Linked DNA regions of Homo sapiens: regions 2, 3 and 4 are each linked to region 1. Evidence: chromatin loops called from intact Hi-C (ENCODE). Cell type or tissue: B cell. All regions are shown on one strand. Links, peaks and the distances in the headings refer to the core of each region. The heading gives the core; the rest is flanking DNA.

Region 1 (6,040 bases), core at 439-5,438:
GTCTGAATTCTCAGCGCGTCTCCAGCTGCAGAACGATGAGGCTGGAATACAACGCCTTTGTCTCTAAGATCCGGGCAATCCCAGCCCAACTTTCAGAGCCTGGTGAACTCGCCTATGCCCACATCTGCAGGGGTAGCTCCTGCTGGGCCCTGCCCCATCTGGGCAACCCATCATGCTGCTTCCAGTAGTTCCTCCGCCTGCCTTCCCTCCTCTCCTCCAGTGTCCTGTGAGACTCCGGGGCAGGGGCTGTCTCCACCCTCTTCCTCCATTGCCTGCCCTGCCTGGGCGACCCATCATGCTGCTTCTGGGTTCATCTGCCTGCCTTCCCTCCTCTCCTCCAGTGTCCTGTGAGACTCCGGGGCAGGGGCTGTCTCCACCCTCTTCCTCCATTGCCTGCCCTGCCTGGGCGACCCATCATGCTGCTTCTGGGTTCATCTGCCTGCCTTCCTTCCTCTCCTCCACTGTCCTGTGAGACCCCGGGGCAGGGGCTGTCTCCACCCTCTTCCTCCATTGCCTGCCCTGCCTGGGCAACCCATCATGCAGCTTCCTGGTTCATCCGCCTGCCTTCCTTGCTCTCCTCCAGTATCCTGTGTCCACCCTCCTCCTCCATCGCCCCCTTCCAGTCTGGGGAGTGGAGCATGCAGAATAGAAGCTCCCTGTGACCGAGCCTGTGCTCACAAAGCACTGGCTACTTCCTGGAGGATAATCATCAATCCCCTTCTGCAGGTGCACTAACAGCACTTGGGTGTTGTTTAGTTTGGTTCAACAAACATTTATTGAGCATTTCACTCTGTGTCAGAAATTATTAATTATTAATATATTCAGATGAGGGAAGCAAAGTCGGTCGTAAGGTCCCACCTTTGGGAAGTTTACAGATGAGTGTGACTATGTATGTTGGATTAAACTGGGGTGGAATGGTGGCCAGTCATGTCAGCCACAGGTAACTGCATGTAATGAGGGGTAAAGAAGGAACGAATAGCTCCAGTATCTGGGGCTCCAGAGCCCCTGGGATTTTGCCCTGTCAACCAGAACACGTAAGGCCCAAGACCCCAGAAAAAGGGTGGATTTGTCTTATAATTGTGCCCCTCTGATGTTTCCTGTTGGGACCCCGTGTATCAGGTGAGCAGTAGCAGAGTTGGATCCAGTGTCGGGGTATCCATGGACACCTGCCCATCCCCAGCCCTGCACCTTGGCCCCAAAGTCTCTGAACTTTTGATCCGCACTGTGTCAGTATACGTCTGGCCTTGCCTTCATTCCACTGCATGTTTAACCACATTCTGATAGAGCAGGAGCATCACCATCTTGGACAAACGCCACCATTTTAAGTTCTCCTTGATTAAAAACCACCTAAATCCAGCCCCAAAACATCAGCCTAATGGCTAATGTCAGCATGACCAGAAACATTCCAACCCTGAGATAAACCCCCCCTCTGACCAGAAACATGCCAACCCTGAGATAACCTCGTCTCCAAACAGAGGCATTCCAACCCTGCAATAAACTTTCCCTCACACAGAAACATTCCGAGCCTGCGATAAGCTCCCCTCCCTAAACCCTTAAATACCCTTAGTCTGTAAGAGAGTGCTCCTGACCGAAATCAGCCAGAAGCCCCTCTCAGGTTTATTTTCCAAAATAAACCTGTCTTTGACTGTGAAGCCACTTTTCATGTTTCCTTTCTTCTTTCTTTAACTCTTACACATTCCCCAGGCCCTGTCCCCGTCGTCACTTTCTCTGGGTCATAATTGGGTACATTCCCAGTGGTTTTGTGTACCTTAGCTAGAGGGAGGGTGGGTTTCCACGGTTTCCTGAGTCACAGATGGCCTATGTCTCACAGGTTATCCCTTTCTTCCCCACCCAAACGTCCTCTCATCTCATCTCCCAATAGAGGAGAAAGAGAATTAGAAAGCTTCACTGCCTTGGGCCAGGTTTCTTTCCTTCATGGTCTTTATTTTACAGGATGCCTTGGAAGTTGTCTGTCTGAAGAGGCAGCTAGGGTTGGGGGAGGGCCCCGGCAAGCACCTAGAGTGCAGACAAGTTAAGCAGAGGGTGGGCTTTAGCCAGGGAAGCAGAGCCAGGGTGGGGAGTACAGAACCAGCCCAGAGCAGAGACAGAGGGAGGGCACCATGTGAGGGTCGGCATTCACCGAGCAGACAGGAACCAGCAGTCACACTGCCCAGGATCCTCTTCCAAACCTGCCTCAGATAATGTCACAATCACTCCCATTGCACAGACAGATACTTCAGGCACTGACTTTCACACACTTGCCCTAAATTTCCCAAGTGCAAAGGGACGGGGAGAATCAGGCACTCAAGTCTCTGGGCAGCTTCACCGTCTTCCCTCTACGGAACCGCACTGCTGCTGGGGAGGGAAAGGGGCTAGGAGCTATAAATCAGGCTGAAGAAAGGGAAATGCAGGCACTGAGGCAGCGGCAGACGCTCTGACAGATGAACCTGCACTGCAGCTGCTCCTCTCAGGGCATGTGCATTGAGCCCAGGAGTCCCCAGGGAGGTCCACACCCTAAGCCCGGGACCCAGACATGTTACTTTTCAGCGTTGAAGGTGCTTTAAGGATGTGGTTAAGGTTACTGACCCTGCAGTGGGAGGATGTCCCAGACTATTCTTGGAAGGGTTATTGGCCCAATCCAATAACCCTTCAAAGCAGAGAACTTTCTCCCACTAAAATCAGAGAGGTTTGGAGGTGAGGGGAGCCCGGTCCACGGGTTTGAGGAGGAATTCATCCAGGCAGCCTCCAGGAGCCCAGGCTGGCCCCAGCGGAGAGGAGATGGGCCTCCATCCTCGGCCTCAGGAACTGAATTCAGCCAGCGCCCTGATTGAACCGGGGCAGGGCCCTCGGAGCCCCCTGCAGAGCTTCCCCATGGACCCCTTCCCCCACCCAGAGCCTGACCTGCCTGCTCTTGGTTCCGGCCTTGCAAGGGTTTTTCAGAGGACTCAGTGCAGCCACGTGGGCCCAGACTTCTGACTCACGGAACCATGAGGTAACAAATGGCATGGTTTTATGCTGCTTAGTTTGTGGTAATTTTACCACAGCTATTAAAAACTAGAGCGAGTTTATTTCCTGTTCCAGAACTGTCAAATCTGGGTGAGGCTAGGGTCTGCAGTGAACTACGGCCCCTCGAAACCCATGGCTTCCAGCAGGCCAGAGACAGAGGACAGCAGGGAGGAGTCCGCAGGCTCCGGTTGCAACAATTCACATCATTTCCGCTCCTGCTGTGACCACGCCGGGTGCCCAGGGTGCTGGGCAGGAAGTTGGGGCGACGTCTCCCAGCAGTGCCCCTCTAGGGGAAGAAGCACTGGCTCCTGACGGGCAGCGGCCACCTCTGCTCTGGTTTCTACGGACCAGACATTTGTACACATGTGGCCTGGGAGCATCAGCAGAACGCCAGGGTGTGACCCAGAGAACTGCCAATCAACCAGACGCGGAACACGACATCACCAGGCAGACACAGGACAAAGCTAAATTTAAGTCCAGTGGATGTGATTAGCTGCAATGTTCAATTGAATTATTTGGTAAACTCAGTTAATAAATTTTATAAATTCAATATATTTTATAGTGTGCAATTAAAGTATTTTAAAAGTGATCAACTATTTTAGAGCAGTTTTCGGTTTACAGAAAAGTTGAGCAGAAAGTACAGAGACTTCCCATACATGCCGCCTCCTTGTACACAGTTTGTCCTACTATTAACATCTTGCATCCATGTGCGCATTGATTACGACTGATGAAGCAGTATTGATGCATTATTATTGGCTCTATTTACATCTGGGTTACTCTGCGTGGTGCGGCTCTGAGAATTGCGACAAGTGCATCTCCCCGCCGTGGCTGCTACAGAGCGCTGCTACAGAGCGCTGCCACTCCCGAAACGCCCTCCGTGCTCCGCCTGCTCATCCCTCCCTCCCCGCCACCCCTGGAAACCATGAATCTTTTTACTGTCCGCGTAGTTTCGCTCTTTTCAGAACATCATAGAGTTGAAATCACATAGTTTGTAACCTTTGCAGATGGGCTTCTTTCACTTAATAATGTGCATTTAAGCTTTCTCTATGTGTCTTCATGACTTGACAAATGAATTTTTTTTTTTTTCTTTGAGACAGAGTCTCGCTCTGTCACCCAGGCTAGAGTGCAGTGACGTGATCTCGGCTCACTGCAATCTCTGCCTCCTGGGTTCAAGTGATTCTTCTGCCTTAGCCTCCCAAGTATCTGGGACTACAGGCACATGCTACCATGCCTGGCTAATTTTTGTATTTTTAGTAGACAGGGTTTCGCCATCTTGACCAGGCTGGTCTGGAACTCCTGGCTTCAGGTGATCTGCTTGCCTCGGACTCCCAAAGTGCTGGGATTGCAGGTGTGAGCCACCACGCCTGGCCAGGTCATTTCTTTTTAGCATGAAATATCATTCCCTGGTCTGAACGTGCTACTGTTTATCCATTCACCCACTGAAGGACATCTGGCTGCTGCCGAGTTTTGGCAATGATGAATAGTGTGGCTGTAAACAGCTGTTTCTGTGCAGTTTCTGTGTGCCTGTGTTTTCACGCCTGTGGGTCAGTGTGCGGGTTTGTGTGTGTCCGCGTTTCCATGCCTGTTGGTCAGTATGTGGGTTTCTGTGTGCCCGTGTTTCTGTGCCTGTGGGTCAGTATGTGGGTTTCTGTGTGTCCGTGTTTCCATGCCTGTTGGTCAGTGTGTGGGTTTCTGTGTGCCCGTGTTTCCATGCCTGCTGGTCAGTGTGTGGGTTTCTGTGTGCCTGTGTTTCCATGCCTGTGGGTCAGTATCAAGGTATGCACTTGCTGAATCGTATGAACAGAGTGTGTTCAGCTTTGCAGGAAACTTCCAGACCACTCTCCACAGTGGCTGCACCATCCTGCACTCCCACCAGCAATGAATGAGGGTTTCTGTTGCTCCACATCCTTCAAAGACCTGACCTAACGACCCACAAATGCTGCTGTCACGGCTTCTTTCTAAGAGGCTTCACGGTCCAGAGAAATGCATTTCACGAATGGCCTTTAGCAGTTGGTAAGAAGAATTGCTGTTTACGGCGAGCAGGCTGTGTGCTGGGCATCTCTCATGTTCATCATCTCATTTCATCATCTCGGTCGTCTGGTAGGAGTGCACTAGCCTCCCTCAATTTCTGACAAGTAGCTGAAGACTGGGGAGATGAAGTAACTTCTCAAAGATCACAGTCAGCAGACGGCAAGGGGAACGTGGGACTCCCATGCGGCTGACTCTGGGGGCCCTGCCATCCCCAGCCTAGGGCGCTGTGTGCTGCATCCTCATCGCTCTGTTGCCAAATGGCTCCTCAAGACTGCCAGAGTTCTTCTGTGCCCCACTGAGTTGCGTGGGCTTAATTGCTTAGAATGAGATGGCAGAAGAAATGTTGAGAAGGGAAATCAAGAAAACAGATGGCATTCAGGAGGCCACAGAACCGAAAGAAAGAACACCAGGGACCCATGAGATTCAAGGTGAGTCATGCCGACACCTTGACCAGGGGCAAGGGGGAAGGAGCCCCCGTATTTTGTCATTAAAATCTCTAGAGTTGCCAGAACTTCTTGTATTAAGTTTCACTTTTCCCACAGGAAGTACTGGAATCATAATTAAAGGAAAAAAAAGCTTAGGTCACTGCTAACTTCCAACTTCAACATCTTTAATTTTAGTTATTTCCCCTGGCTCCCTGGCTTATTGCCCTAGATCTTTCCTTAATATTTAAGACTTCATATAACAATTAATATAAAAGCTTCACCGCCGTTTCCAGCTCATTGGAAATGCACGTGAGTGGGCGTTGTGCGCAGACACTGAGCGTGGCTGGGGGAGACGCCACAGAAACAGAGGACGCACCCCGACGTGGGGAACTCGCATCCACCCAGGGAACGGCACACATCTGCCTCCACTGCCAATGCAGGAGCACTGGGCCCACCCGAGAGGACCTCCACGAATGCCTTCTGCATGCGGGGCACCCGAGGCCCAGAGAGGGAATCCCCAGGCACCCCACCCAGGCGGTGCATAGACAGTGCTAGGCCCTGCATGCCGGGGTCCAGCC
Region 2 (6,040 bases), core at 647-5,646, 170 kb before region 1:
ATGGTTGTATTGAAGGGAGAAGATGCACAGTTCCTAGAGGTGCCACATCGGCTACTCATTCATCTTTGAGTTTTGTGGTTGGGCCAATTATCTCAAGCTCTACTGTAAACCTCGTTAGAGGAAAAACACAATGAAAATGTGTGTGTGCATGTGTATGTGTGTGGACGCCTGTGTGTGTGTGTGTGTGTGTGTGTGTGTGTGTGTGTTGTTAAGCACATCTCAGAGATGCTTTCTAGATGGCATCTATTCCAGGTTTATCTGTTTGGGAGATGATAAATAGAATTCTTAATTATTGCATTATTCTCTCTAAATTCCAGATCATTAATATATTCTACAGAGGTAACTCTAGATGGATAATTAAGTAAATCATCTGGAGAGTCGAACAATATAGACACAAAGTCTGCACATTTCAGGTGGAGCTATTAAAAACACCAAGGTCTTTAGGGACTGGCTGTGTCTGGCCAGAGTTAATCAAGCTAGGTTTATAACAGATTTGCTTTGGCTGTATATTAAGCAGTTAGGGCTGCTTTCATACAAATATATTCTACTGTGTCTTCCTTGGACTGTGTTTTATTTTCTTATTTTTGACAGAAATATGGGTATACAGACCTCAAGAAAAAGCAGGGGTGCAAAAGAAACGACGGCCAGCCATCAGCATCAGCCTCAGAACTGAGGGTGACCAGGGTTGGTGGGGACTGACCAGAGACACCATGACTCATTGCTACCACATGGGAAGGTATCCAGGACTGCCAGATATTTCAGGAGGAGCCAGAAATCTCGATTTACTGGTGTAAGAGAGTCCCACATTTAAAATGCAAGAGGAGTGAACGTCACTGGAATTGAGATAGATGAAGTACATGTAACTGGTTTAGGGTTGGAAGAGGAAAGAAGAGAGAACACGCGAATCTCTGTTCTAAGTCTCCCACTCAGACCTCCCACACAGACCTCTGTGCTCTCAGTGCTCATTGTGTGTGAGAATTATCTGCAAGAACTCTAGAAAGTCGTGGAGCCCTGGGCCCCACCAGAGAGGCTCATCAGCTGCACGCGTGGGTGCCGTGGGAGCCCGGATGCTGGGGAGGCCGGATTTCAGCCCTGCTCCCCTTGGCCAAGGCCTTGGATAGCAAACCTGGAAAGTCAAACCAAATCCATCTACGACTGGGTGAGACTCAGGTGAAGGGTTGTCAAGTTATCTGGTGATTCTGATGCAGCATTAGGGTTGGGAACCCCAGTAACATTTAAATTACTTGAGCTCTTCAGTTGCAAGTTATTGAAAACAAGTGAAAACAAAAAGACTAAATAAACATTCTCCACACACACACTCACACTTCTCGTAAACAGAATTTGGCAAGATAAGCTCTTGCTGGTCTGGGAGCTGGACTTCTTTATAGCTCTTGAGGGGAAGGAGAGGAGGTGCCTGCTGCTGAGTGGAGACCCTGTGGGCTCACCCATGCCCTGCCCTGACCTGCTCCCGGCCCTGGGTTGTGGGCGAAGCTATAGCCTCACACTTCATTTTGGGCCAAGGGTTAGGTGGGGTAAATAAAGGTCATGGAACATGACTTGGGATATCTGACTTATTCCTAAAGTGTAGTTGGAATAAAGCAGGAAGAAAAGAATATAGACATTTGGGAACGGACATGGTTTAGGGAAAAAGTTTAGGTATTACAAAATGTGCAAAAAGATGTTTGTTTTGCAATTTATGTTTTCAGGCTGGTGTGAACTAAATACAGATTGACAGCTCTGAAGAACCAAGAGTGGTCAGAAAAACAAAAGTGTGGTGGTAGCTCTTCACCTACTGGGAGTTAAAAACACGTGCCGCGGGTGTGAGGAGAGCTTGGCATGATTCCACAGAGGAGGAAGAAAAAAGGAAACAAACAAACAAACAAACAGATGAAAGGGAATTTGTTGAATTTACAATGAATTAGAGTCTTTCCATTGTACTAATTTAAAAGTTAATATATCAGCTTCAAATTTTTCATAAATTGTGGTAATTTCCAAGAAGGTCATCTACATGTTTCTTGGTTTGCTTTGAGAAAGCACTCAATATAAAGAATCCATTCCATTACTTTTTATGTATTAAAATCTCTCTTAAGCATCTGACTATTTCATAATTTATAAGCTAGTGTAGACTTTTGAGGCAAGCATTTTCTTTGAAAAGATACAGACATTATCTCAGATTTGGCAAAGAAAAAAAAAAAGGATGTACAAACATCCTACAGTTGGCACTGCCTTTTAAAGCACATCCAAAAATGACCCACAGCAAAGTGACAATGGTAATATTTGCTCACATCACATGAGCAGGTCTGAGTAGCCAATGACCTGTGTCTGGGTTGCTGGTGTGATGTATTACAGTTTCTACAATTTGCTGCAGGCAGAAATCTTAATTAAGGCCTTTCCTAAAGAGTGACCTTCAGGGAGGGCATTACTGAATTGGTGTGAAAATAGACAAGTGGCCAAATTGCCCTGGTGGGACGGTGGAGAACTTGGATATCTCTCTCCCACCAAAGAATGGGCTGTGCTGGATATAGGCCAGGCTGCAGGATCAATGATCAATGATCAATGAGCCCTGCACCCCATGAAATAGCCTAACACTGGGGAGACGTGAAAGGGAGGACTTTTCTTTTTGGCGAATGCACGTCCGCTCCTCACACTGGAATATTCTGCATCTCCCTGCATGCATGTCTTCTCTGTGAATTCTGGGCCTGCGCGAGTCTGAGAAGAGCAATGCTCCCTAACAGCATACGTGTATCTGTGTTTCCTCGGGGGAAAACGCTCGCATATCTGCGGTCCTTGACGATATCGTCTGACAGGTTTTAGAAGGAGATGGTTTCTTCTTGGTCAGCAAACCAGGATGAGATGGGAACACATTCCGATCTGATCAGGGAGACCTTATACAGTGTTTGCCCTCCTTTTTGAGAGAAATTGGAAGGCATCCTCCACTAAGGTGAAGATGGATTGTGCAGCTTCAGGGGGCACAGGCTCCTGGCCGGGTGCCAGCAAGCGCGACTGCGCACCTCGGATCAGTGAGGCTTGCTTCTGCCAGATTTCTCGCGGCTGTGTGAAGTATTGCAGCCAAATGTCTCTCAATTTGCTCATTTCTTGGCCAAAGTTACTCCCTGATACTTAAACTCTAAGACATTGATCAACTTCTCATGCACTTGTGGAGGCCCACGGATGCATCTGACCTTCCCTTTCAGCAAGGCGTGACCGTGCCTCTCTGGGAGCTTCTGCACCGGATGCACCTGACCTTCCCTTTCAGCAAGGCGTGACAGTGCCTCTCTGGGAGCTTCTGCACCGGATGCACCTGACCTTCCCTTTCAGCAAGGCGTGACCGTGCCTTTCTGGGAGCTTCTGCAATCAGGGCAGTGGATCTACCCAAGTCGTCTGGTCACAGTTCTCAGTATCCTCTGATCTAACATTTTCCTGTGAGTCCAGAGGAACAAATACCTTCACAGCCGCCACTTAATGTGTTGCCCATTAGTAGCGGATCCGCAAGTCTCGAGCTTTCTGTTTGCATTAGCGGAAGAAAAACAACAAAGTCAATCTCAGAGTTTTTTAAACCACTGGGAAAACTATAAAGATGGCAAATGCTTTTGAGTAACAATTATTAGGCAGAAGACACCACGGTTATTTCAACCTGCCTGGTCTTTAGGTAAGACGAACTCTGAACTTCTCAAACCAGCACTTTCTGAAGCCTAGAAGAAGAATATGTAAGGAAGAAGAGACTCCAACACAATTGTATACAAGAAATGCTGGATGAGGGATCCTAATAATTAGCATATTAGGATCAAACACTCTTGGGTGTCTCTCTTGGGTGAAATATCTGGTGAGCCTGAATGAGAGGGGGTCAAAATACTGTGGGATATTTAAATTAAAATGTCTCCATACACCACATACTTTCATATCATGAGGGTCTGTCTAGGCAAGCTGCTGCTACAGGTGCACGGACAACAAAGACCTCAGCCTTGCAGCTGACTGACAATTTTGTGATAAACAGAAGCACACGTTAGCTGTCAGGTAAGTGAGCCTGTGCAAGATGCTGTCATCAGAGAATACATGAAAAACCAGGAGGCCCAGGAGAAGAAGCAACACTAACAACGGCCTAGGAGAAGAAGCAAGCCTAACGCCAGCCCCTTTAGTGGAAGGCTTCACCCAGGACTTGCCTTGGGAACTTGCCCTGGAGGAAGAGTAGGATTCCACCACTCAGAAAGGCAATAATGGGATGATAATAGCAGGCAATAGTATACTATAGATTATATGGAAATAATAATTAAGAATAGTAGGTTAAATGTTAAGATAACCTTATATCTGAAAGCACTTAACTGTTTACAAGGTAAGTTCCAATATATTAATTCAAATGACCACTGAAAAAATCCTCTGAGGTTTCTTTTACTACTGCTTTTAATTTTTATTTTAATTTAATTTTGTTTTTCTGAGACAGAGTCTCGCTCTGTGGCCCAGGCTGGAGTGCAGTGAGACAATCAGGGCTTACTGCAACCTCTGCCTCCTGGGTTCAAATGATTCTCCTGCCTCAGCTTCCCCAGTAGCTGGGATTACAGGTGTGTGCCATCCTGCCCAGCTAATTTTTGTATTTTTAGTAGAGATGGGGTTTCTCCATGTTGTCCAGGCTGGTCTTGAACTCCTGACCTCAAGTGATCTGCTCTCTTTGGCTTCCCAAAGTGCTGGAATCACCCGCCTGAGCCAAGACAGCCAGCCTGCTATTGTTTTTTTAAATAAGCCGTTAAATGGCTCACCCAAGACAATATACACATGAAAGTAAGAATCCAGAGCTGAACTTGGTTCTCTGTTTCCAAGGACCATACCCCAGTTGTCTCATGAACTACATACGTCAGCAGATAGGATGCCATGTCTAAGCCTTACAGGATTACCATGCTGAAGGAAGAGGACCTTGAAGTCCACATCATGGCAGGTGCTTCATATCTCTTAGGAACAATGAAAAAGTAACTGGCCAGAGGAAATGCCTTCTGCAGTCCTCACAATTTTATAATTTCTTTTTGTTTATGTATTTATTTAATTGTTATTATTTTTTAAGAGACAGACTCTTGCTCTGTGGCCCAGGTTGAAGGGCAGTGGCATGATCATGGCTCACACAAGCCTCAACCAGGCTTAAGCAATCCTCCCACCTCAGCCTCCCAAGTAGTTGGGATTACAGGTGTAAGCCACCACACCCGGCTAATTGTTTTTATTTTTTGTAGAGACAGGGTTGTGCCACGTTGCCCAGGCTGGTCTGGAACTCCTGGGCTCAAGCAATCCTCCCATCTTGGCCTCCTAAAGTGCTAGGATTACAGGCATGAGCCACCGTGCCTGGCTTATTATTTCTTTTTAGGAACCATTTTGAAACCTTTTATTTAACTGGAGTTTTACAATCTTACTGACACCTAGCATTTGTGTGCCTACAGAATGTTAAGAAATCCTGATAACTCAAAAAAGCCCATTCTTTGTTTCACCATTTTGTCAGCTCTAGAGTCATCCTGCCTGACAATTAGCAGGGCCAATTCATAAGGAGTCCCAAAACCAACACACACTGTTTTTGTGGAAATTAAAAATGGAATAAACAAAGTCAGATGTAATGAGACCCACAGTCTGGAGAAAATCCTACCCCTAGACTTGACAATGAGCCTGCCATAACCTACCTTTCTTTATGTTTTTGTGTATACATGCTACCCCTCAACAAGGCAAGGAGCTTGTCTGTAGCAAGATTTCAGAAAAAAAGAAAAAGAAATCAGAGTGGAAAGACCTTTCTGTCTCCGCTGTTCATGGCTGAGTGATTCGCCTCTTTGAGTTGTAGTTTCTCCTGTTAAAAAGTAGATAAATTTCCCTTGCTTGTCTAACTGGATTGTTGTAAAAATCAAAGGAGATAAGACAGCAGAAAGCTACTTCTAATTTGTAAATTGCTACAAAATGAGAGTTATTGTTATGTATCTCTCTTGGCCTTTAATAGTTGTTGATAAGATCATTTTTGTGATATAAGCATCACTCATTTGTTCTATAACTCTTCATTGAGTTTCTGCTTTTTGATTTA
Region 3 (6,040 bases), core at 638-5,637, 210 kb before region 1:
AGGGCCAAGTGAGGCTCAGAGTCTGAGGCAACTTGGACTGATCCTTAGGTGGACAGCAGGATGACAGCCACCTGTGCAGGAAGAGGGAACACAGCTGCAGAGAAGGGGACACACCTGTATGAGGAGGGGACACACCTGTTTGAAGAGGGGACACACCTGTATGAGGAGGGGACACACCTGTATGAGGAGGGGCTCACCTGTATAAGGAGGGGACACACCTTCCTGAGAAGGGGACACACCTGTATGAGAAGGGGACACACCTGTATAACAGGGGACACACCTGTATGAGGAGGAATTACACCCATATGAGGAGGGACACACCCATATGAGGAGGAAGTATACCCGTATGAGGAGGAAGTACACCCATATGAGGAGGAAGTACACCGAACATACTTGCAGAGGAAGGGAGCCCCCACCATGTGCCAGGGCCCCATGGACATGAGATCATGAGAGACATCTGGTCTGTCTTCTCGCCCACATGTGAGACAGATGGGAAGTTCCAGCATTTTGTTTATAGACTTAGAGAAGGGAATGAGTGGATATTTTTTTTTAGAGAGGTCACAGGACATCTCAGTGGCTTGTTAAAGGACAGCCTTATGAACGGTACCTAGGAATCACGGATGTGGAGTTGGAGGCAGTGTGGGAGCTGAGGGGAGGCCTGCTGCCATGCACCCCTGCTGGTCAGAGCAGATGCCTGGCCAGGAGGCTGACACACCACCTTCAGATTTGGCCGCTGCCACCATCACACCTCTGGGTGTAGTTTGATCCGAGACAGCAGCTTTCCAGCTGCGGGAATTCAGTGGCATGATGACAGCATACACAGGGAGACGGCAAATGTGAAAGCACTGGTCAACTGTCGCACATGTAAATCTAAGTCCATGGCCCACAAAAATCAGCTCTGTGTCTTGGGTTTGAATAATTGTGGGAAAAATAGTAATAATAATAATAACAATAATAAAAAAACTTCTTGGTTTTCTCTCTCTCCATGACTTTCTAGTTCTTTTACTCAGCTCAAAAACTTTCTTAGAAATACAGGTGATGCCATGGAATACTATGCAGCCATAAAAAAGGTTGAGTTCATGTCCTTTGCAGAGACATGGATGAAGCTGGAAACCATCATTTTCAGCAAACTAACACAAGAACAGAAAACCAAACACTGCATGTTCTCACTCGTAAGTGGGAGCTGAACAATGAGAACTCATGGACACGGGGGTTGGGGGGGGGAATATCACACACTGGGGCCTGTTGGGGGGTTGGGGGATAGGGGAGGGACAGCACTAGGAGAACTACCTAATGTAGGTGACAGGTTGATGGGTGCAGCAAACCACCATGGCACGTGTATACTGTGTAACAAATCTGCATGTTCTGCACATGTACCCCAGAACTTAAAGTATAATAAAAAAAGAAGACATGAAAAAAAACCTTTTGTATTTTTAGTGAGCTTATGCAGCTAATAAATTCATTTAAAAAAGAAATACAGGCAACAGCAGTGGCTCTCCACATCAGTGTGTGACAGTCACCAGGCTTTGTCACAATGCATCCTGGTGGGCCGCGCAGAGCCTGGGCCTCAGTGGGGTTGGGCCGGGCCTGACAATCTGCATTTCCAGCACGTCCCAGGTGCCACTGCTGCTGTCATTGGGGCCACACTTTGAGGACCCTGGGTCTGTGACGCCTAGTCCCTTACCTAGAATTTAATTCCACATCCTCTCTTCCCTCCCCCACGTCTGCAAAACGTGGCCTTGAAGGAGTTGTATCAGCAAGACGTTAGACAAGGCAGCTCTTCCCTGTCTCCCCATGGAAAAACCAAGTAAATCATGGGCTTTTCCCTTTGCTGATTGTGCCCTTTGATGCTCAAGACATTTTTAATGTGATGACGTTCAATTTCTTTCTGCCTTTTGTTTCTTGAGCTTTTGGTGTCACATCCGAGAAATTCATTTGCCAAATCCAATGTCATGACGCTTCCCCTATGTTTTCTTCTAAGAAGGTTTTAGCTCTTACATTTAGATCTTTGATCCATGTTGAATTGATTTTTGTATATGGTGTAATGTAAGGGTTTAACGTCATTCCTTTGGATGTGAATATCCAGGTTTCTTAGCACTGTTTCTTGAGAACACTGTCCTCTCTCCACTGAATGGTCTCGGTACCCTTTTCGAAAAGGCAACCCACAGAATGGGAGAAAATACTTGCAAATCATAGATCTGATACGAATTGGTTTCTAGACAATATTAAAAATTCCTACTACTGAACACACACACAAAACAAAGAATCTAATTAAAAAATAGGCACAAGACTTGAACAGACGTTTCTCCAAAGAAGGTAAACAAACAGCCAGTACGCACACGGAAAGAAGCTCAACGTCACTAATCATTAGGGAAATGCAAACCAAAACTGCGAGTTACCGCCTCATACCCACTGGAATGGCTACTGCAAGGGTTAGTGAGAATGTGGGAAAAAATGGAACGCTGTGCACTGATGGTGGGAATGTAAGATGGTGCAGCTGCTCTAGAAAATGGTGTGGCTATTTTCAGAAAATTAAAAATAAAATTGCCATATAGTCAAGCAATTCTTCTAGTTATATAGTGTATTGGTCTGCTCTCATGCTGCTAATAAAGACATACTTGAGACTGGGTAATTTATAAAGGAAAGAGGTTTAATGGACTCACAGTTCCACATGGCTTGGGAGGCCTCACAGTCATGGCAGAAGGGGAATGAGGAGCAAAGTCACATCTTACATGGCGGCAGGTAGGAGAGCGTGTGCAGGGGAACTGCCCTTTATTAAACCATCAGATCTCGTGAGATATTTTCACTGTCATGAGAACAGCATGGGAAAGACCCACCCCCATGATTCAGTTACCTCCCACTGGGTTGCTCCTATGACACTGGGAATTGTGGGAGCTACAATTCAAGATGAGATTTGGGTGGGAACACAGAGCCAAACCATATCATAGACCCAACGAAATTGAAAGCAGGGACTTGAAGAGAATTTATACATCCATATTAATGGCAGCACAATTTATGATGGGCAAAATTTGGAAGCATCTATCCATTGACAGATGAATGTGCAAAGAAAATGTGGAATATCTACTATTCAGCTGAAAAAGGAAGAACATTCTGACACATGTTACAACATGGATGAACCCTAGGGACCATCTACAATGGAAACTAAGCCAGTCACAAAAGGACAAACAATGAACAATGTCACCTGCATGAGGTCCCTAGAGTCCTCACACCCACAGAGACAGGAAGCAGAGGGTGGTTGCTGGGGCCGGGGAGGGTAACGGGCTTAATGTTTCGTGGAGACAGTTTCAGTTCTGGAAGATGAAACTTTCTGTAGACGGATGGTGGTGATTGCTCACGACTGTGTGAATGTACTTAGTGCCACCGACCTATACACTCAAAAGTGGATCAGAGGGTACATTTTGTGTTATGTATATTTTACCATAATTTAAAAAAAGAACAGAAAAAAGAAGACCCTTGCTGAGCTTTACAAGCAACTCAGTCTTGTCTTCAAATATTCTTCATGAATTGAGATGGTGCCAGGTTGCTGTTTAATACCAACAAGCGACAGAGGAAATTCTAAATAAGTTTAGTCACGTTGTAGAAATTTGCTTACGAAACACGAGACTGGAATCAAACTCCTTTAGGGCTTTTCCCCCTCAGTGGAAAGAGTGGATACCTTGTCACTGAACAACGTGATTTTCCCAGGTACAGTTTATTTACAGGCAAAGCCACATCCTGCTTACACTTATGAATAGTTGGCAGCTGGCTTTAGTGAGGATGGATTGCAGGTGAGAGGAGGAACTTTGTTAAGGACCAGATGCTTCCCTGTTCTTTTGCCAGGTGCAAATCAAGCGCCACCTGGAAGAAATGTAATCATTTGAAATGTCTTTAAAAATAGTCACTCTCTGAATTTAAAATGTTAATTTAAAACAATTATGATGAGCAAAATAATTAGGAAATACAGACTTCCTAAGTTAGGGAGCCAGGCTATTCAGACTATGATGATATTGAATTACTTATGTATCATGGATGAAGCAGCTAGATCTAAATGAACAAAAATAAAAAAAAAGAGAAAACAGAAGATTAAAAAGATTAAAAAGAAAACAATTTGATGTGTCTTTATGGAAAGTTAAGCTCTGGCCAGAGCTAAGTTGGAGGTATTGCTGTTTCTTTCTCTAAAAAAGTTTAATGTGTTCGATCCAGTTTTTTCATAGCATTAGAAAAACTCTTTTTGGGATTGTTACTTTTTTAAAAATTAATATTCTTACTACTACTATATTTGAGGGAACTGAGCCATTTACGATTGTCAATTTCCAAATTTCTTCATGGATACAGATTCATTTCTGATTCATTGAACTGCAAACTTATTTTTTATAGGGAAGAACTGACCAAAAGCAAGCGATTTTTATATCTAGAAACTATTCCCCCCTTCTGTCTATTTCTCACCTATCACCACACAAATACGTCTTCCATGAACGCAAGCAAAATAACAAATAATATTAAACAAAAGGGATTCGTTTTTCTTTAATGTATGTCACTTAAAGGATTGTACTAGTTCAGAACTTGGCGAACTCATGCATAGAAGAGTGGTTGAAAAGTTTCACTTATAATAGCACATTCAGAATAGATCATATGGCTATAATTATTTGTATGCTTTTCCAGGCACATTAACTAAGCTAAACTCAATACATCATTTCATGCATAATTAAAGATTTAAGATCAATGAAACTTACTCTCTTTATCTAGTTTCACCTAGGGACCCGGCGAGGGAAAAAGCTTAGAAAACTTTTTAGACGTTATCTACTAGTAAGAACGGAAACCACTGTAATTCCTTGTCCCTGTGTTAAACAATACTGGGACCAGCAAAAGGATCTTCCCTGATTTCTCCAGGAAGTACCTGCCCGTGAGAGCTAAGCCTAGGAACCAACCAACCAAGTCACTTCCTTCTCAACACCAGCAACGGCTCCTGGAGGCTCCTGCCCGGAAGACGTCTGCTCTTCCTACCAACCTAAAGTTTCCTCATTAACTTTGCTCCATACAAGCCAGTTCTTGGCTCTCATGCCTCCCGTCCCCGGCCCAAAACCTATGAACACCCCACACTAATTTTCTGCTCTTAGCTCTTGCCAGGCTGCAACCCCCACCTCTCTCCAGGGGGTCTCGTGAACCCAGCTCTGCCTCAGCAACGATCCTGCAAGGGACCATTTTGGGGACTTGAAGGTTGATGGAATTAATCATCAAGGTGTGCTCGAGACGCGCGGGGCGTGGTAAAAAGGGTCACTAGTGGCCCTTTCTTGCCCTTTCCCCTTAAACATATTTCTCTTTTACTTTGGGTAAAATAAATAGTTGAGACTTCTGTAAGAAAATAGGATCTTCTGACTGCCCGAGAAAGATCAATTTGTGTTTTTCTTTTGAGACAGAGTCTCGCACTGTTGCTGGGGCTGGAGCGCAATGGCACGATCTTGGCTCACTGCAGCCTCCCCATCCCAGGTTCAAGCGATTCTCCTGCCTCAACCTCCCGAGTAGCTGAGATTACAGGCAAGCGCCACCACGCCTGGCTAATTTTTTGTATTTTTAGTAGAGACGGGGGTTTCACCATCTCTGCCCGCCTCGGCCTCCCAAAGTGCTGGGATTACAGGTGTGAACCACTGTGCTGGCAGAAAGATCAATTTCTTTTCTTGGAAAGAGATGACATGGCACAATCTCCTGGGACAGGTTTTCATCCTAAATGATACATTTTGCCTGAACAAAATAAAACCACTCAAAACTACAAAGGAAATCTTCAGAGAATAATTTTCTGGACAACTGGAATAAGAAATAAATTTAGACATAAGGCTCAGCTTGCTGCAGAGGAGTGGTGAGCATGAGGGCTGGCCAGGGCGCTGGACACGACCATTGAGACACACCAGTGTCCACCTCTAACCCTGATTCCAGGAGGGTTCCGAGTTCGCTGGGACAAGCCATCCTCACTTTAAGGTGCCTTCTCATCTCAGGGTCTTTGTCTTCTGATGCTCCTGGGGCCAGGCTTCTCCCAGCTGTGGGT
Region 4 (6,040 bases), core at 645-5,644, 84 kb before region 1:
GAAAGAGGATTTGAGGGGTGATCTCAGGATGTTGAGTGGCACTGCCAGGAGATCCAGGGGCAGCGATTCAGGGGCTGAGTTGACAGAAAAACAGAAGTCAAAAGAGAAACCATGGGCAGCAACATTGTAACAGGTAACAGGGCTGCAACATTGTAATAGGTAACTCAACTTCCTGACTCCCTTGTACAGGTTATTAAGCTGAATTGGTTTTGTGGGTGAATTAAGATTATTGATGGACCAGAATGAATCAATAGAAGTAAAACCTTAATAAGTAGTGCTAATTAATTCACCCCTCATGGAACGGCTTGCTTGTGATTGGATTTTATGAACAGAGCAATTCTACTGTTTTTGTTTCTTAAAAAAAAATTAAAACTAATATATTCCCCTGGCTGCTAAGAAGCTGCTATAAATTAAAAGCCAGTCTGCTCAGCTCATTAAAAAGGTAGTGGCTGGATTCTGTAGTCTCAGTGCTGATTATTTTTCTGGGAGGGAAATGCATGCTTGTTCTGGCAACTCACAGGTGGTGATCGTGGAGAATAATGGGTCTTAAAGATGCCAAAGCAGCACATTTCATAGCAGAGACATGGGAGAAAAGTAAGCAGATGGGCATGCAGCACTCAGCACCAGCACTGCCGGGTCAGAGGGGCCCTGGAGCCCCTTCCTGTTTGCACACACTGGAGACACATGCGTGCAGACGCTGCTCTGAGGGGCTCTGTGCACAGCCACCCTCTCTCTCCCTCAGTCCTCAGCCTCCTCCCCACCTGCTCCTGCGCCTCTCTGGCCCTGGGGTGGAGGAGGGTGGGAGGTTCAGCTGGGGGACTCTGTGGGATCCCCCTGTGGTCAAGCTCCATGGTTTCCAGATGGGGTCACAGAGACCGAGAGAGCCTGGCGGTTTGGCTCTGGCCTTGGGGCAGTGCCAGGGTCGTTTCTGAATCAGCTCAACCCAGTCCACCTGCATCCCTCCTCCACTGCACATTGCTCAGGAAACCCTTCCTGTCAGAGAGCCCATGAAGCCCCTCAAGTCAGAGAGGGGCACCTATAGCTGCAGAGCACAAAGCGCATGGGAGGGGTACTCCGGGGCCATGGGAGGGGGCTCAGGGTCACTAAAGGGAAGTTCAGGATCCATGGGAGGGGGCCCAGGGCCACTCGGCGGGGGGGTCAGGGTCACAGGAGGGGGCCCAGGGTCACAGGAGGGGGCTCAGGGCCACGGGAGGGGGCTCAGAGTCACAGGAGGGGGCCCAGGGTCACAAGAGGGGGGTCCACGGTCACAGGAGGGGGGTTCAGGGTCACAGGACAGGTCTCAGGGTCACTGGAGGAGCTCAGGGTCACAGGACAGGTCTCAGGGTCACAGGAGGTGGCTTAGGGTCACTGTAGGGCTCAGGGTCAAAGGAGGGGGCTCAGGATCACTGGAGGGGCTCAGGGTCACAGGATGGGTCTCAGGGTCACAGGATGGGTCTCAGGGTCACAGGAAGTGGCTTAGGGTCACAGGAGGGGGCTCAGAGTCACAGGAGGGGGCTCAGGATCACTGGAGGGGCTCAGGGGCCATTGCAGGAGGGCTCTCCCTGCTGGACTTCCTGCAAATACGGTAGCAGCAGTTCATGCTATGGTTCTGTGGTGCTGGCAGGAGCCGAGAGGACTGAGGGTCCCGTGAACTGCAGGTGGGACCCCAGGGATAAGCAGTGCTAGGTCTGTGTCTCCATCCAGCGATCTTCGGTCTCAAGTGGGTGAGGGGCACTGTGCAACCCCCGTTTGGAGACAGGTGATCATCAGTCTGTAGTGAGCGGAGGGGCGCTGTGCACCCTCCAGTTGGAGATGGAGCAGCTGTGTTTCCTGAAGCTTTGAGCCCTGAAACCCACATCCCCAGGGTCTCTCAAGGAAAGGCCCTTGGGGACAATGGCTGCAAAACACATTGAAGGTGGAGGATGAGGAGGGGCGTGTGGACTTCGTCAAGTGCGATTCAGTCTGCTGTGTGGCCCTGGGGCAGCAGCTGCTTGCCCTCTCCAAGCCTCAGTTCCCCTTCTGGTCTTGGAGGCAGTGAGGTGTCTCCAAGGGGCTGGGGCTGGGTGACAGCGGGCCTCAGGCTCTGGGTAGGTTGCTGGCCCGGGGAGGCTCAGCAGGTGCAGTGGTTGCTGTCCCCTTGGGTTCCCATGGCTGATTGAACAGATTCAGTGCAGTTCTCACGAAGGACCCTCCAACTTTCTCCACCTTGTAGAGCCCTAGGCCTGGGGTGGCTCAGACACAGCAAGGAAAGAAGCCCAGGTGCGCTCTGGTGTAAGGCCATCCAGAAGCTGCAGTGATACCCTCATGCACACAGGTGGTGGGTGGAAAGAAGCTCAGGTGCATCCTGGTGCAAAGCTGTCCCGGAAACTGCAGTAATACCCTCATGCACACAGAAGGTGGATGGAAAGAAGCTCAGGTGCATCCTGGTGTAAGGCCATCCAGAAGCTGCAGTGATACCCTCATGCACACAGGAGGTGGATGGAAAGAAGCTCAGGTGCATCCTGGTGTAAGGCCATCCAGAAGCTGCAGTGATACCCTCATGCACACAGAAGGTGGATGTTGTTTATTGAAATTAGAATCTGATCAGGTCTCCTTTATTTGGTCTGGTGACTCTATCCAAAAGCAGTGGGGCTTGTCCCCAGACTAGCACTGACGTCATTGAGACCAGGGCCTCCGACCAGGGCTGGCAGCTGTGAACGTGCCAGGCTGTACGAAGGCCTTGTGGCTGTGGCTGGTGAGGGTGGTGCCCAGGGGACGGTGGGAAAGGACGGTGGGTGGAGCGAATGTGCAGCCCCACCATCCCTGCCGCACACGACACACAGGGAGCAGCCCAATGTGCTGCATGTGAGCTGTGTCCCCCAAAGTCCCATGCTGAAGCCCTAACCCCCAGGACATCAGACGGTGACTGTATTTGGAGATCGGGATCTTCAAACAGGTAATTAAGATAAAATGAGATCATTAGGATGGGCACAAATCCGATCTGCCTGGTGTCCTTATAAAAAGAGGAGATGAGGACACAGACACAACCAGAGGGACAACCCTGTGAGGACACAGGGAGAAGACAGTGGCTGCAAGCCATGAAGAGAAGCCTTAGGCAGAGCCAGCCCTGTGGACACGCTGATCTCAGACTCCAGCCTCCAGGACTGTGGAAGCAGGAAAGTCAGTTGCTCCAGCCACCCCATCTGCGGGGCTTCTTTCAGCAGACCCAGCAAAGCAAGGCGGTGTGTGCTGTATATCATTTATACCTCTTCACCACCCCATAGGATGGAAATTTGAACGAGGTGAACTTAAGGGGTTCCCAGCACTTCCCGCAGCGGAACAGATGGCACGTGCAGAGGCAGGAGGGCCAGGCAGCAAAAAAGAGCAGGTGACAAAGCATGAAGTCACACTCATCCCTGTTTTGAATACACATTTAAAAATATTGCGTTACTAAAATTTTCTTATTTTTCTTTAATGAGTTCATGTTAATTGTGACATTTTTAAATTAAAAATATAAACAACTTAGTTTCATTTTATCACTGCAAGCGACTTTGAAACCTGCGTGAGGCTTTATTTCTAGGACAGACTTGAGCTTGAACAAGTCACTGGCAGTAGTGAGCTGGGAGCTGTGCTGGTGCAAAGGCAGCCCCGCCTGTGAGTGCTCGGCTTCCTGGGGCCCTTGGCGTGGGTCTGGAGGCTCCCCTGGCAGCCGTGGGTGCTGTCGGGCCGGGTACCCAAATCCTTGGCTGAACCACTGTTCTCCATGAGCTCACACTGTGTACCATGTTACCCCAAACACACACACACACAGAGAGAAGTGTGTGCACACACATGCTCATGCACACTCACACAGACTCAGGCACACATTCACGCCGCACACAGGTACCTATGTTTATACACACAGGTACTCGTTTACAGACATGTCCCCCCCATATATGCACACACACGCATATACACACACCTACAAACACCACCAGCACCCACAGGCCCACACTCATGCATTCTCCCTGGGGCCCTGGGAGAGCTTCCCCATGCGCCTGGTGAGGCTGGGCGCTGGGGTCTGGGGTGGGACACAGAGGAAGGATGCCGCAGCCAGGGGCAGAGGTGGGCAGGGACCAGCAAGCCTGGCCCATCAGGGCAGGAGGCAGGTGGATAGCGAGCGGGATGGATCAGGATACCACGAGGTGGGAGAGCCCCAGGTGCCCACACTGCCTCAGTTTACCCTGCCTTCCAGCTCTGATAGGCTGGCATCCTCCTAGCACACCGCTTTATATCAAGTACTTAGAGTCAGGCAGGTGAAGATGCTCAGCGGTCACAGACCTGTCATCTGGGAATGTCGGTCACCTGTTCGAGGGCAAATACACTGTTTCCCATGAGGCTTAGAGCCCTGGCAAAACCACACAATGAATAGAAGGCACAATTTACATCCTCCTACGATTGCCTGCGTTAGACTCAGCCACATGGTTATGTGTGCCGCTGAATCATGTAATTTCTGCATTTTTTAAAGAAAGATGAAAATGGAGAAATTATAGTATGCACATAACAGCAAGTTAATCATCAGTTGGTCGGAATCAAGAGAATTGTTGACTATGATTTGAGAGATTGTGACTCAGCTGTAAAGAGTACATGAGGAAACAGGCGCTCAATGAAAGCGATCCCTTTCTGATTTGACAGTCAAGGGGTGGAAGGGACTCTAAAATACTCTCCAGTGAGGCAGCATGTCACAGACACAGAGCATCTCACTTTTCTAAGTGAAGCAGAAATACTTCCTAAAAAATAAAATAAAGACTCCAAATCTGAGCTAGTTGATTTAAATATGCTAGTTTATCATGTGAGAAAGAGGAAGGACGAACTTCTCAACAGAAGGCGAATTCCTTGGCCCCAACTGACACCTCTGAGGTTACCGCTGGTGACTTCTCATCCCAAACCCTCATCACACTTGGTCTGACTTCTGAGTGGTCCAGACATCCTGCACAGGCTGGCCATGGATGCCCAGGTGGCATTCTCTCCCCGAATCTCCCCAGACATGCCTGGTGTCTCTAGCAGCCGCTCACCTTTCAGGACTCAGGGGCTCCCTTTTGAAGTCTTGTCTGTTCACCCAGTAAACATTAGTTATCCCTGTTCACGAAAACAGTCTCCACTCCCCCAGGAATGTACAACTTGGACGAGGCAGACGAGCGAGTCACCAGTTGCTGAACAGTGCCCCCGAATTGTCTATGCTGTGTGCCAGATTTCTTTCTTATTTTTAAAAAACCTTTATCATGGTTTCAGGAGTACATGTACGTGTTTGTTGCACAGGTAAATCGCGTGTTGCCAGGGTACATTGGTGTACAGATTATTTCACCACCCAGCTCATATGCAAAGTGGCTGATAGATGGTTTTTCAATCCTTGCCCTCCTCCTGCCCTCCACCATCAAGCAGGGTGTGTATTGGTCCTTCTTTGTGTTCATGAAGTCTCAACATCTAGCCCCCACTTATAAGTGAGAAAATGTGGTGTTTGGTTTTCTGTCCTGCATTAGTTCGCTTAGGATAATGCTATGCCATATTTCTAAAATTGTGTATATATGTTGGTCTGGCATTGTAACTTATCTCTTCACGGGTCTTTCTTTCTGAGATGAGAAAATTTGTCTTAAGGCTTTTTTTTTTTTAGAGATTTCATTTTATTTAGAGCAGTTTGTGGTTCTCAGCAAAGAAGGTAGAGAGAGCTCCCCTGTACCTCCTCCCCACAAATGCACAACCACCCCGTTATCAAGTCCACAGATTAAGCTGGGGCTTACGCTTGGTGTTGAACCTTCTATGGGCTTGGACCGGTGGAGAGTGTCTTGGATCCACATTGGAACATCACACAGAGCAGCGTCCCTGCCCTAAAAATCCGCCATGCTCCTTCTGTTCCTCCCTCCTTCCCCACAAGCCCTGGCCACCACTGGTATGTTTTCATAGCTTTATGTTTTCAGAATATACACCTTATAACCATTTCAGACTGCCTCATTCACGTAGCAACGTGCACTTAAGATTCCTCCAGGTTCTTCCATGGCTTGATCGCTCATTTCTCTCTGTGCTG

The links. Peaks named below come from ENCODE experiments on the same cell type or tissue, not always from the same donor. Only the 100,000 strongest peaks of a DNase experiment are listed, where the experiment ranks them.
Region 2: it touches region 1 in a loop (28-fold over the local background); 1 of 110 quality-filtered maps calls a loop at or near these places.
Region 3: a loop joins it to region 1, with 17 times the contacts of the local background. A loop is called at or near these places in 1 of 110 quality-filtered maps.
Region 4: a loop joins it to region 1, with 20 times the contacts of the local background. A loop is called at or near these places in 1 of 110 quality-filtered maps.

What each region holds. Positions count from the first base shown.
Region 1 is chr10:1,659,542-1,665,581 of GRCh38, forward strand. All of the region lies in intron 1 of ADARB2 (adenosine deaminase RNA specific B2 (inactive)), which reads right to left. Among named protein-coding and RNA genes, the nearest start is that of ADARB2, 75 kb to the right of the region's middle. RefSeq lists enhancers at 1-127, 128-679, 3,106-3,605. In B cell, for the core only: no CTCF peak of the experiment used is centred there; DNase peaks (open chromatin) are centred at 2,500 and 3,060; H3K4me3 peaks cover 1,301 bases; H3K27ac peaks cover 953 bases.
Region 2 is chr10:1,486,042-1,492,081 of GRCh38, forward strand. All of the region lies in intron 1 of ADARB2 (adenosine deaminase RNA specific B2 (inactive)), which reads right to left. Among named protein-coding and RNA genes, the nearest start is that of ADARB2-AS1, 38 kb to the right of the region's middle. RefSeq lists an enhancer at 3,038-3,087 and a silencer at 3,230-3,396. In B cell, for the core only: a CTCF peak has its summit at 2,949; DNase peaks (open chromatin) are centred at 3,250 and 3,964; H3K4me3 peaks cover 359 bases; H3K27ac peaks cover 1,031 bases.
Region 3 is chr10:1,451,403-1,457,442 of GRCh38, forward strand. All of the region lies in intron 1 of ADARB2 (adenosine deaminase RNA specific B2 (inactive)), which reads right to left. Among named protein-coding and RNA genes, the nearest start is that of ADARB2-AS1, 72 kb to the right of the region's middle. In B cell, for the core only: no CTCF peak of the experiment used is centred there; a DNase peak (open chromatin) is centred at 3,249; H3K4me3 peaks cover 780 bases; H3K27ac peaks cover 1,441 bases.
Region 4 is chr10:1,574,889-1,580,928 of GRCh38, forward strand. All of the region lies in intron 1 of ADARB2 (adenosine deaminase RNA specific B2 (inactive)), which reads right to left. Among named protein-coding and RNA genes, the nearest start is that of ADARB2-AS1, 51 kb to the left of the region's middle. In B cell, for the core only: no CTCF peak of the experiment used is centred there; a DNase peak (open chromatin) is centred at 2,683; H3K27me3 peaks cover 415 bases.